3 separate regions of the Homo sapiens genome follow, and all the other regions are linked to region 3. The links are chromatin contacts, found by Hi-C or POLR2A ChIA-PET in ENCODE. All regions are on one chromosome and are shown on one strand. The core of a region is the stretch at or near the end of the contact, and the rest is flanking DNA. Distances in the headings are between cores, read along the strand shown.

Evidence for each region. A loop is a pair of places that touch in the nucleus more often than their neighbours do. ChIA-PET counts read pairs that join two places held with the same protein, here RNA polymerase II (POLR2A). Pooled maps may share reads with other maps.
Region 1: a pooled map shows a loop between it and region 3 (7-fold over the local background). The contact joins the promoter of APBB2 here to the promoter of TMEM33 in region 3. A Hi-C loop is called at or near these places in 1 of 37 single-sample maps with no recorded cell type and 7 of 50 pooled maps. POLR2A ChIA-PET finds 5 or more read pairs at or near these places in 2 of 52 experiments (A549 and BJ).
Region 2: a loop to region 3 is called in a pooled map, with 9 times the contacts of the local background. The contact joins the enhancer-like site here to the promoter of TMEM33 in region 3. A Hi-C loop is called at or near these places in 2 of 37 single-sample maps with no recorded cell type and 4 of 50 pooled maps.

What each region holds. Positions count from the first base shown.
Region 1 is chr4:41,213,075-41,216,624 of GRCh38, forward strand. It overlaps APBB2 (amyloid beta precursor protein binding family B member 2), which reads right to left and starts at 1,468. Exons shown (of 18, transcript NM_004307.2): 1 at 1,331-1,468. RefSeq lists silencers at 843-1,152, 1,563-1,732, 3,350-3,399 and enhancers at 3,408-3,550, 3,530-3,550.
Region 2 is chr4:40,991,465-40,995,093 of GRCh38, forward strand. The region is part of intron 6 of APBB2 (amyloid beta precursor protein binding family B member 2); the gene reads right to left. Among named protein-coding and RNA genes, the nearest start is that of APBB2, 220 kb to the right of the region's middle. Within about 2 kb of position 1,392, at least 9 of the 41 ENCODE cell types and tissues checked have a DNase peak (open chromatin) inside an H3K27ac peak, as active enhancers do.
Region 3 is chr4:41,933,990-41,937,964 of GRCh38, forward strand. It overlaps TMEM33 (transmembrane protein 33), which reads left to right and starts at 1,440. Exons shown (of 7, transcript NM_018126.3): 1 at 1,440-1,540. The coding sequence starts at 1,496. It overlaps LOC105374426 (a long non-coding RNA gene), which reads right to left and starts at 686. Exons shown (of 3, transcript NR_188374.1): 1 at 617-686. RefSeq lists enhancers at 1,280-1,459, 1,700-1,749, 1,760-1,829.

The DNA.
Region 1 (3,550 bases), core at 218-2,717, 720 kb before region 3:
CCATGACAAGAAAAAAAAAAAAAGCAAGATTTAAGAGAGTAAACTCCAGAAACAACAGATCAAACTGCCATTGTGTTTGTTTTTTTTAAATCAGTGAAATATTAAAACAAATGATAAACCCATGCCAACCTCACAAAGTTTCCTCATTCCTTGGAATTCAAACACCACCGATGGCATCATTTTATGATAATCCTTTGGGTATTTCACGTAAGTAATTAGACACAATGTAAAGCCAGTGACTGAGGGACTTAAACAAACTGTCCCCTCCGAGAGCCCAGTTGGAGCTTCCGACACTGACCTTATTCTCCTCTCAATTTTAACCCTCCTCAACCACTCAATCCATCCAAAAACGTCTGTGACAGTCGTGGCTCTAAAACCGCGCAGAACTTGACTACAGAACGGTCGGTGACAACTCCACATATGATTTATCCAAATTAATTTATTTTTTTGAATTCTAGTCCCATGCTCCCTCGGCTGTTTGCCCCGAACCCGTAGTCTACACCACTTCACCGACGTGAAGACCACCTTTCATTGTTTCTATGGGTCTCAGCATCCTTCCCTCCGTCCAGCTCTGTTCTCGCCGCACAAATGTCATTTCTAGCGTACCACCCTCCATTCCGCCCGGTGGGCAGCGCAGGGGCTTTCGGGTCCCAGTGGCCAGTTTCCTGGAGTCGGTCCCCTATGCACAGCCATTTTCTAGTTAAACGCTCTCTCTGCCACCGAGGGGGAAAAGGAACTTTTCCCCCCTTTCATGTCTCATGGGCTGGCCTCTGAACCCCTCGTGGAGAAGCCAACCCCGGCTCCAACTCCCCGGCAGGAGCGCGCTGCCGCCCAGGAGAGACAGCCGAGCGGCACAGCGGAGGCCGGTGCCAGGACAAGGGGGTGTGCGCTCTTCCCGCAGGCGCCCACCCTCACTTTTCCCCTCTGCAGTCCCCACCCGGGCGCACCGCCTCCAACCCGGTCTCCCCCGCCCCAGGCCCTGCCAAGCCGGGGCTGCTGAGGGAAAGAGGGCGCCGGGAAGCGGGAGGGATGGAAGTCAAGGAGAGTGAGCCCGCAGTCGCCGTGCCACTGGCCCTGCGGCGCGGGCGCAGGGCGCACGGGACTCCGCAGCAGGCGCCCCGCTGCAGATGCCGCGGCAGCTGCTGCAGGTGTGGCTGCGGCTGAGCGGGCAGCAGTGGCCGCGGAGCCCCGGGGCCGGGAGCAGAGGAGAAGCCGCCGGGGGAACCCGCAGCCGCTCGCCGCACGCTGCTGCCGCTACCCGGGTGTTTCCCCAGCACTCTCGTGCTGCCCCGGAATCCGGGGCAAAGGCAAGGAAGAAAGCTGGGCTCACCAGTGGTGCGCGCGGCGCTCGCCTCGGCTCCGGCGCCCAGCGGCTCTGCTCCAGTCTCGCCCTTCCCGGAGCGCCCAGATCAGATGCGGTTACAGCGCACTAGCTTCCTACTTGAGACCAGAACGGGCTCCGGCAACTGAGCATGCTCAGTGCCGTTCCGCGAGTCCCGCGCAGGGAGCGGCGCTGACGAGATTCCACTTCTCCAGGCTTTGGCAGCGGCTGCGCGAGGGAAGGCTGGAGGGACCCGGCGGGGAGGGGGCCGAATGGGAGAAAGGCGGGGCCGGGGGGTGGGGGCCGGGCAGAAGGAGGCGGGCCGCGCTCCCAGGGCGACCCCTGCAGGTGGAGGCGGCAGGGCCTGCGGGAGGCACCCTCCCCAATCGCCTGGGAACACGCAGGGAGGCAATGGGTCCCCCAGTAAGACCCAAAGGCAGGACGTGCAGTGCAGCCCGGGTATCCCCTCCGTGTGGCTGGTGTCTGTCTGCACCAAAAGGCAGTTGGGTTACCTTAGCCCTGGCTTTTCTCCCACACGCCAGCATTCCCTTGCAATAGGAAAATGTCCCCACAGGAGAGCTGCCCACACCCACCCAGGCTAACTGCAAGTTGTAGGCGACACCTTCTCCTTCCTTCTACCTCCTATCCCCACCCCCAGGCATATGCCGCACACACACTCTTCTTTGATCCGGAAATCACAAGATAATATCAGGGGAGAGATACAACTGCCGGAGAGGAAAAGGAGGTTTTCCTTTCCATTGCCAATAATATTATCTATAACTCTAATTGTAAGCGTGCAAACAAAGCCCTGATAAGAGTCGAGTCTCAGTAAACGGTAAACCGTGCTCTGCCCCAGACGCTGTGAATGACATCCCCAAAGTATCCTTAGGATTGCTCTTCACCAGGGCAGCGGTTGTCAAACTGGAGCCTGGATCAGAATCGCCTGGAGGGTTTGCTGAAGTACAAATCCCTGAGTCCCAATCTGTGTCTCTGAATGGGTAGATATGTGGTGGGGCCCAAGCATCTGTATATCTAACAAGTTCCCATGGGATGCTGATGCTGCTGGTGTGAGGACTATACACTTTAGAGAACCCTACCCATACACACACACACACACAGTCCTACCAAGGATCTCGAATTAAAAACTCACGTGATTCTTCCTATGAGGACTCTATGCAGTGGGGTGGGCATTACTTTATTCTTTCCTACATGAGTTTATTAAGGATCCACGAGGTCTTGTACTAGGCCTGAGGATAGTGGTGAATTTAAAAGCCCAGGCCCCTGCTTTCATGGAATTTATAGTCCGGCCGGGTGACAGACACCTATCAAATAATCACTCAAAACGGTTATTTCAAACAGGTAGAGTGCTGGGAGGGAAATGCACAAGGTGCGAATAGAGTGTATAGAGGGACCCTCATGCAGACTCAGTGAGGTTGTTACGAAGGGATGGGAGGGGGGCTGCCTTGTGGAAGGTGGTTTCTGACTTTTGCACTCCAATAACCTCTCCAATTAACAATTATCTCCCTCAGACCGAGCTGGAGGCCAGCAATCATGTCCCTCCTTCCTACAACATAAAAACAATACTGTCACAGAGAAATCCCTATAAATTCATGAAAAGTGTTTACTCTTGGGACTGAGTCTCTGCACCCCAAGATCCACCTAACACGTCCGTGGACCAAGGACAGTCGAGGGCCACAGTAGACCTCTTGGGGAAAATACAGGCTCTCTGAACTGGAGAGCCTGTGGTTCTTAGTCTGTGATCTTCAAGGCCAAAGAGGCAAGGAAACCAGCCCAAGACCACCATTCCCGTCAGGAGCGGAGATCGACCAGCCTCCAACCTTGCAGACGGGTCCTCTTTCCAAGGCACTCTATTCCCGGACCTCACAGCTCCCCTCAGATCCCCGGAACCCGGCCTGGCCACCCCGCTCTCTCTCGGGGGTCCGGGGTAGGTGAGCGGAGCCTGCCCCTCCCAGGTCGGTCTCTTCCCGACGGAGAGGAAAACCCGCGGTGGAGTCCGCGGCGGCGGGGGGGGGGGGGGGGGGGGGGGCGGGGCGGCGCGCGCAGGCGCAGAGGCCGCCAGGTTGGGCCGAGGAGGCGCCCTGCTCCACACCTGATGCAATCAGCCTTCCGGAAACGGGTCCCGCTGCCGCGCTCACCCAGGAAACACTTCCGCGCCCTCCTCTGGCCGCTGAGCTCCCGGGGACGGGTTCCCAAACTCCCCCGGCCCGA
Region 2 (3,629 bases), core at 142-2,641, 940 kb before region 3:
AGATGAAATTGTGCTAGGCCAGAGTAAGTGATCCTATTTATTTTTTTAAAAATATGTATCCAAAAAGTACAGGGGGAAAAAAAACCTATAGTGTTCTAACTATAGCAATTTCCTCCTGCTTTTATCCCTGTGTCTGAAGTGAGGTCATTTTTGTTTGTTTTTGGCAAGTGAACAGAGAAAAGAAGAAAGAAAAACACACACACACACCCTAGACTTTTCACCCCCTCCTCCTAAAACAGACACACTTGTTAATTTACAGCTTTGAAAATCATCTGGGTAGTTCTTCCATAATTCACCATCTTCCTTGGTTTTCTAGGATTTTTTTTAGAACCTTCAGACCCCAGAGGGCATTTCACTTGAAGATGCTACTCGTCTCATCCCTTCAGAAGGTGGGCTGAGGTTTCCTTAAGAATCTTCTATGAGAGTGGTCTGCAATTAGAAAGTTATAACAATTCTACCTGTGAGGGTGTTCTACAATCAGAACACTGCTCTCACTCTCCCTCCTCCTCCCCATCTCTCTCTCTCACACTCACGCACAGACACCACACACACCACACTCACACTGAAATTAAGAGTGAAAACTGTTAAGGCTAAAAATACTACAGAGAGAAAAGCATCTTTGCTAACACTTAATACTCAGAACAACTTTTTGAAAGTGAAAATGACGATGCTTTACCTGACTGATTATCAATGCAGCTGCCTTTTTTGTTTGTTGCTTGTTTTTAAGAGACAGGGTCTCACTCTGTTGCACAAGCTGGAAGCCAGTGGCATAATTATAGCCTTGACCACCTGGGCCCAAGTGACATCCTCTGCCTCAGCCTCCCGAGTAGCTGGTACTAAAGGTGCACGGCACTACACTTAGCTAATTTTATTTATTTATTTATTTTTGGTAGAGATGGGGGGGGGTCTTTCTATGTTGCCCATGCTGGTCTCAAACTCCTAGCCTCAAACTATCCTCCCACCTCAGCCTCCCAAAGCACTGGGATTACAGGTGTGAGCCACTGCACCAGATTGACACAGCTTTTTAGTTCGCTTCAGCAGCTATAGATTTACCTTCTGATGTAGTTAAACAACATTTTAGATACGTGCTGAACAGCAGTCTTGGACACCTCATTAATATGTAGTAAGGAAGAGAGCAAACCAACACTTGGAAAATTGTTCAATGAGGTGTGTGAAATGACTGGATGGAAACGCTGGTAACCCCTGGAAGTAACGCGGGAAGTATGAAGCCAGCGAGCAGGAGTATCACGAGCAGAAGACCGACCCCCGATGTCCAGGCCAGGGAGCTGCACCACCCTCAGGACCCATCACCTTCCTCACCCCTTCAAGTAAGACCGAGGCTCATGGGCAATGACGAACAAGCCAAACCACAGGGCCGGATGGAGATAGGCCGGCCTGCCATGTGCAGGATCTCTACGTTGTGAAACACTGTCTTCCTGCCTACTTGTTCTAGTCTACTCTGCTGCTTATCTGAAGTTATTTTCTGTTTGTGTACACAATCGTAGTCCCTCTTTTACTCTCTCTCTGTGCTTTTCCTTCAGTGGGAGAATTAATTTTCCATACCAGAATATTTATAAAATCCAATTTTTGCTGAGCCCTTACTACATGGCAATCACTACGTTCTGTGCCCCACATGTCTTGTTTCAGTTAATCATCACAACCACCCCACAAGGCAGAGACTATTATTAACCCTATTTGACAGAGGAGGAAACGTATGGTGTTAAGTGACTCAGCCACAATCATCCATTTAGTAATAGCACAGCTGGGATTTAAATATTCAGTGTTCATAGTGCAGTAAAGCTTATGGCACAAATTCCATTTTAGGGACAAGAACAAGAGAAGAGATTTCCAGTAGTTTAATTTCTGGAGCACAGGAGCAATTAAGAACTCTTCTCTCTTTTTTTTTTTTTTTTTTTTTTTTAACAAAAATGTTTTTTGAGACAGGGTTACCCTTTGTCTCCCAGGCTGAAGTGCAGTGGTGTGATCTTGGCTCACTGCAGCCTTGACCTCCGGGGCTCAAGGAGATCCTCCCACCTCAGCTTCCTGAGTAGCTGGGACTACAGGCACGTGCCATCATACCCAGCTAATTTTTTGTTTATTTTTTATAGAGATGAAGTCTCATTATGTTGCCCAGGCTGGTCTCAAACTCCTGGCCTCAAGCAATCCTCCTGCCTCAACCTCCCAAAGTGCTGGGATTACAGCATAAGCCATCATGCCTGGCCACTTCTACTTGATTCTATCAAAAACAAAAGAAAATATTATTTTTTAAAAGAAAATAAATGTTTTCCACGTTTTTCATTAAGGCTGTGATTCTTGTTAAATGTTAGCCAGATCAGTATCCATTATAATAGGAACACAGCACTTCAAACACAACAGAAGGCCCTAACTAAAGCAGTTCCTGTGTCAGAATCTGAGCCATGCTTCTCAAATGATGCATAGAGGAGGAAGTTAAAATGCAGGTTCCTGAGACCCACTACCTGCGTCTGAGTCTGTAAGGCACAGGTAGGGCCCAGGTATCTACATTTAAAGAAACACCTAGGAGAGGCTGGGCGCGGTAGCTCACACCTGTAATCCCAGCACTTTGGGAGGCCAAGGCAGGCAGATCACAAGGTCAGAAGATCAAGACCATCCTGTGAATGGTGAAGCCCCGTCTCTACTAAAAATTACAAAAAATTAGCCGGGCACGGTAGCGGGCGCCTGTAGTCCCAGCTACTCGGGAGGCTGAGGAAGGAGAATGGCGTGAACCTGGGAGGTGGAGCTTGCAGTGAGCCGAGATCGCGCCACTGCACTCCAGCCTGGGCAACAGAGCAAGACTCATCTCAAAAAAAAAAAAAAGAAACACCTAGGAGTTCTGATGCAGACAGACTACAGGCCAAACTTACTAGCTGCAACGAGATTTTCTCCAAGACTTGCAAATGAAGAAAATAAGATTGCTCTTGAAGTTAAAGTATGATAGTTGAATCAGTCAATGGATCAAAACCAAGAAATGGAGTAAGAGTGAGATAAGATGTCTCCCAAACATAGTATGACTTATCTTTAACTCAGTAGAAAATATTACTGTATCTTGGGCCGGGTGCAGTGACTCATGCCTGTAATCCCAGCACTTTGGGAGGGTGAGGTGGGCAGGATCATGAGGTCAAGAGATTGACACCATCCTGGCTAACATGGTGAAACCCCATCTCTACTAAAAATACAAAATATTAGCCAGGCGTGGTGGCACATGCCTATAGTCCCAGCTACTCGGGAAGCTGAGGGAGGAGAATCGCTTGAACCTGGGAGGCGGAGGTAGCAGTGAGTCAAGATTGTGCCACTACACTCCAGCCTGGGGCGACAGAGCAAGACTCCGGAAAAAAAAAAAAAGAAAAGAAAAGAAGAAAGGAAAAAGGAAGGAAGGAGAGAGAGAAGGAGGGAGGGAGGGAAGGAGGGAAAGAAATAAAGAAGGAAAATATTACTGTATCTTAAGAAAGATTGTATTGATCAAAAATGTAAGTACCTTAAAAAAAAAAGCAATCATTCCCTTTTCTCTGAAGAGGGACTCTTAGGCAATGCACTTCAAGGATTCTAGGTCCCAAGTAGCATCATCTCAAGGGAAAGAAGGACAGCGCGCCTCAGACTATCCCAGCCTGAGA
Region 3 (3,975 bases), core at 190-2,689:
GCACTTTCTGTTACTCTGTATGGAGTTCCCTTCCCGTTTTAAGGCAGAAGAATATGGTATGGCGGTAGGGAACCTAATGCCCTTTCTCGCTGACTTCCTAGAACTAAATTGAAGGAAAATCCTTACTGTCCACGCTTAAGTGAATAAAGGGCCAGATACTACTCCCTTTGCAAGCCCCAACCTGTTCTGCGCAGATTTGGGAAATTGAAAGTACCTCTGATTGGTTGCTTTTTGTAACCAATCAGACGTTTGCATAGAAGTGTAACTTTGTAACTTCTTCAGCCTCTGATTGGTTGCTTTGCGCAACCATTCAGACTGATTGCGGGCCACCACTTCATTTACATGAAGTGAACTCCAAGTGGCCAATGGGAAACCTCTAGGGGGTATTTGGACCCGAGAAGACTCTGTATCCAGGGCCCTTGAGCTGCTGTCTCACTCTCCCACACTCTGGAGTGTACTTTCATTTTCAACAAATCTCTGCTTTTGTTGCTTTATTCTTTCCTTGCTTTGTGCGTTTTGTCCAATTCTATGTTCAAAACGCCAAGAACTTGGACACCCTACACCAGTAACACTTTCAGCCAACTTTTTGTCGTTCAAGATCAAGGCCCGGACTTACCTTTTCCAGGAAACCTCCCCAGATCCCTTCTGATTTAGGTACCGTCCTCTGTGCTCCCTGTGATTAAATCAGCCTCTACACATATTACACAATCACTATGCTCTGATTTCCGTTTACTTGTTTCTCTTTTGCAATCTGTGTCATATTCCTCTTTTTATCCGCCGTGCCAAGTATGGAGCCTGTCACATAGCAGGCCTCATAAATACTTATTGAAAGAATTAATAATAGACGTAGAACCAACGGGCTTAGTAAGCCCCTGGAGAAAGGAATCAAAGATGTTTCTGAGGCCTCTATATCAGGAAGTGCGGAAATTTCATGGTTTGAGAATGGGCAGGAAAGATCATTTGTGAGCTGTATTTAATGCAAAAGTTGCTCCCCCATCCTGATTTCTTAGCTCACTGGGCCAATCGGCGGAAGGACAGGTGGGGCTCAAATTAGGAGAAAAAAACCACACTTCCCGTCATGCCTCTGGGCACCGCTCCCGTTTCCCCCTCTTTGTCACCGCCTCTTCCCCACGGAAATGAAAGGAGCACTTCCGGGTTCGGCAATAACCTGGAGCCGGCGGCGTAGGTTGGCTCTTTAGGGCTTCACCCCGAAGCTCCACCTTCGCTCCCGTCTTTCTGGAAACACCGCTTTGATCTCGGCGGTGCGGGACAGGTACCTCCCGGCTGCTGCGGGTGCCCTGGATCCAGTCGGCTGCACCAGGCGAGCGAGACCCTTCCCTGGTGGAGGCTCAGAGTTCCGGCAGGGTGCATCCGGCCTGTGTGTGGCGCGAGGCAGGGAAGCCGGTACCCGGGTCCTGGCCCCAGCGCTGACGTTTTCTCTCCCCTTTCTTCTCTCTTCGCGGTTGCGGCGTCGCAGACGCTAGTGTGAGCCCCCATGGCAGATACGACCCCGAACGGCCCCCAAGGGGCGGGCGCTGTGGTAAGTGCGAGGGCAGGGTAGTCTGGCTTGATTTGCAAGAGTTAGGAAGAAGCAGGAAGCGTTGCGAGTCCCGAGGCGTTCCAGAAGCTCAGTGCATTCAGGAATGGGATTAATGAGTTGGGGTGGGGAAGTTGGAGCGGGGAGAGGGGAGGTCCTGAGCGAAGATATGGAGGGAACTACAAGTTTGTTTCTGAAGCGACAATAGGCTGACCTGGAGCTGGTGGCCCCCACCTGTATGCCATGGAAATTGGGCCTTCTTTCCTCTTCTCCCACCTCGGTCTTTTGTTTACCGTAGGCCCCAAGGTTAAAGATGCCGCATGAGATTGTGCCATGACACACATGATCCATGACACACACCACGTGGAGCACACGAGTGCCGGCAAAGAACGTTTCTGCCTAGTTTATACAATCGTATATAGAAATTATGCAAAGGGAGGAGAGCGGTGGTCTTTTTCTTCTTCACTTTGTTCTTTATGAAGAGAAATATCATTATGCTTTTGTAATTTTTTTAAGATGCTGATCTGGAGCTAACAAGTTATTTGTGCCCGGAGCATTGCTGTCCTCTACTTTTTAATCCATAAGTAGTTAAGTATTATTCTGTGTGACCACAATGCAGTTACCACATTTGGGAAATATTACCTAATATAAAATCCATGTGCAAATTTCCATAATTGTCCTTTAAAGCTGCTTTCTCTTCATCTGGGATTCTGTCAAAAAGCATGCATCGATGGGCTGGCGCAGTGGCTCACTCCTGTAAGCCCAGAACTTTGGGAGTCCAAGGCGGGAGGATCGCTTGAGTTCAGGAGTTAGAGACCAGCCTTGGAAACATAGCGAGACCTCATCTCTACTAGAAATCAAAGAAATTAGGCGGGGCGTGGTGGCTCACGCCTGTAATCTCAGCACTTTGGGAGGCCAAGGCGGGTGGATCGCTTGCGCCCGAGAAGTTGAAGCTGCCGTGAGCCAAGATCGCGCCACTGCACTCCAGCCTGGGTGATAGAGCAAAACCTTCTCTCAAAACAAACAAACAAACAAACAAACATAAATTAGCCGGTCGTGGAGGTGCGCTCCTATAGTCCCAGCATAGTCCCAGCTACTCAGGAGGCTGAGGTGGGTTGTGCTTTTGCGCTCCAGCCTGGGGTGACAGAGCGAGACCCTATCTCAGAAAGCATGCATTCAATTTACTGGCCATATCTTGTTTACTGCCTTTTAATCTAGAACAGTTCTGCCCTCTCCTCCCCTTTTTTGTCTTTTAAGATACTGATAGTTTTCAAGAGTCCAGACATGTTTTGCAGCATATATAGGTACATCTAATATGTATATCTATATTATATATCAGGAAGCATTTTACATTGATTTATCCCATCATTGCAGAATTTGTTTGATTATTTGATTAAGGTGGTGTCCACCAGTTTCTCCATTGTAAAGATACCTTTTTTCCTTTCTAATTAAAAAGTGTTCTTTGGCATGATACTGTGACACTGTGTGAATATTGCTCCTCAACAATTTTTCACCCAAAGATCTAGTGATTTTTTTTTTTTTTTGCCTGATGGTTGGACAGTTTACTCTTAAAAAATGTATACCAATAGACTTTCTTAAACTTTTAAAATTGTATAATATACATAAGTGTGTACAAAATGAAACGCATAGCTCAATGATTTATTGCAGAATAAACAACCTGAACAAATAGATTTTAAGGAGAATGTTCTAAAACTAACTTTCAAGCTGTGGTGCCCAGTCATAATATTTGTTGAGAAACTGAGCACAGTAAGCTGGATTCATCCTTCACTTGATTACTGCTAATCATTTCAGTTTATTGGAGTCACAGTACGGTAAGTCTGGATTTAATGATAAATCAAAGTTGTATTTCATATTTCTGAAATTACCTACATGTGGGTTAAAAAGACATAAAATAAAACAGCCTGGAATTTTACAATGTACTTGGATTTTTCCCTCAAATTTTTTATATTTTTTTTTCAAAAGATAATGAAATTAAATTACATAGAGCAGTGTTTTTAGACTTCAGGTAGACCCATTAGTGAGTTGAGAAGTCAGTTTAGTGTAAACACCAGCTATTTTTAAAAAATTAAATAGAAAATGTCAAAATCCATTATATACAGTAGGGTAAATATTTGTGAAACTTTTGTTTATATATCCATGTATATGGATCTCAATGTTAAAATTACGAAGATCCTAGACAAAAAATGTAAAAGCCACTTTTGAATATAAGATACATTTTAATGAGAAAACACATTTTAAGATTCTGCTTTAGTGGTAATAGACATAAGTATTGGGGGGAAAGCAGCAAAGGAAAGATAGAATGGGAAAAAAATGGGGGAAGAAAATGGTATAGGAAAGTTTAATCTAGGACCACCGAAACTAGGGTAAGACTTGTGGGGGAACATGGAGGTGATAAAGAGAGTGGTGTAATCAGAGAG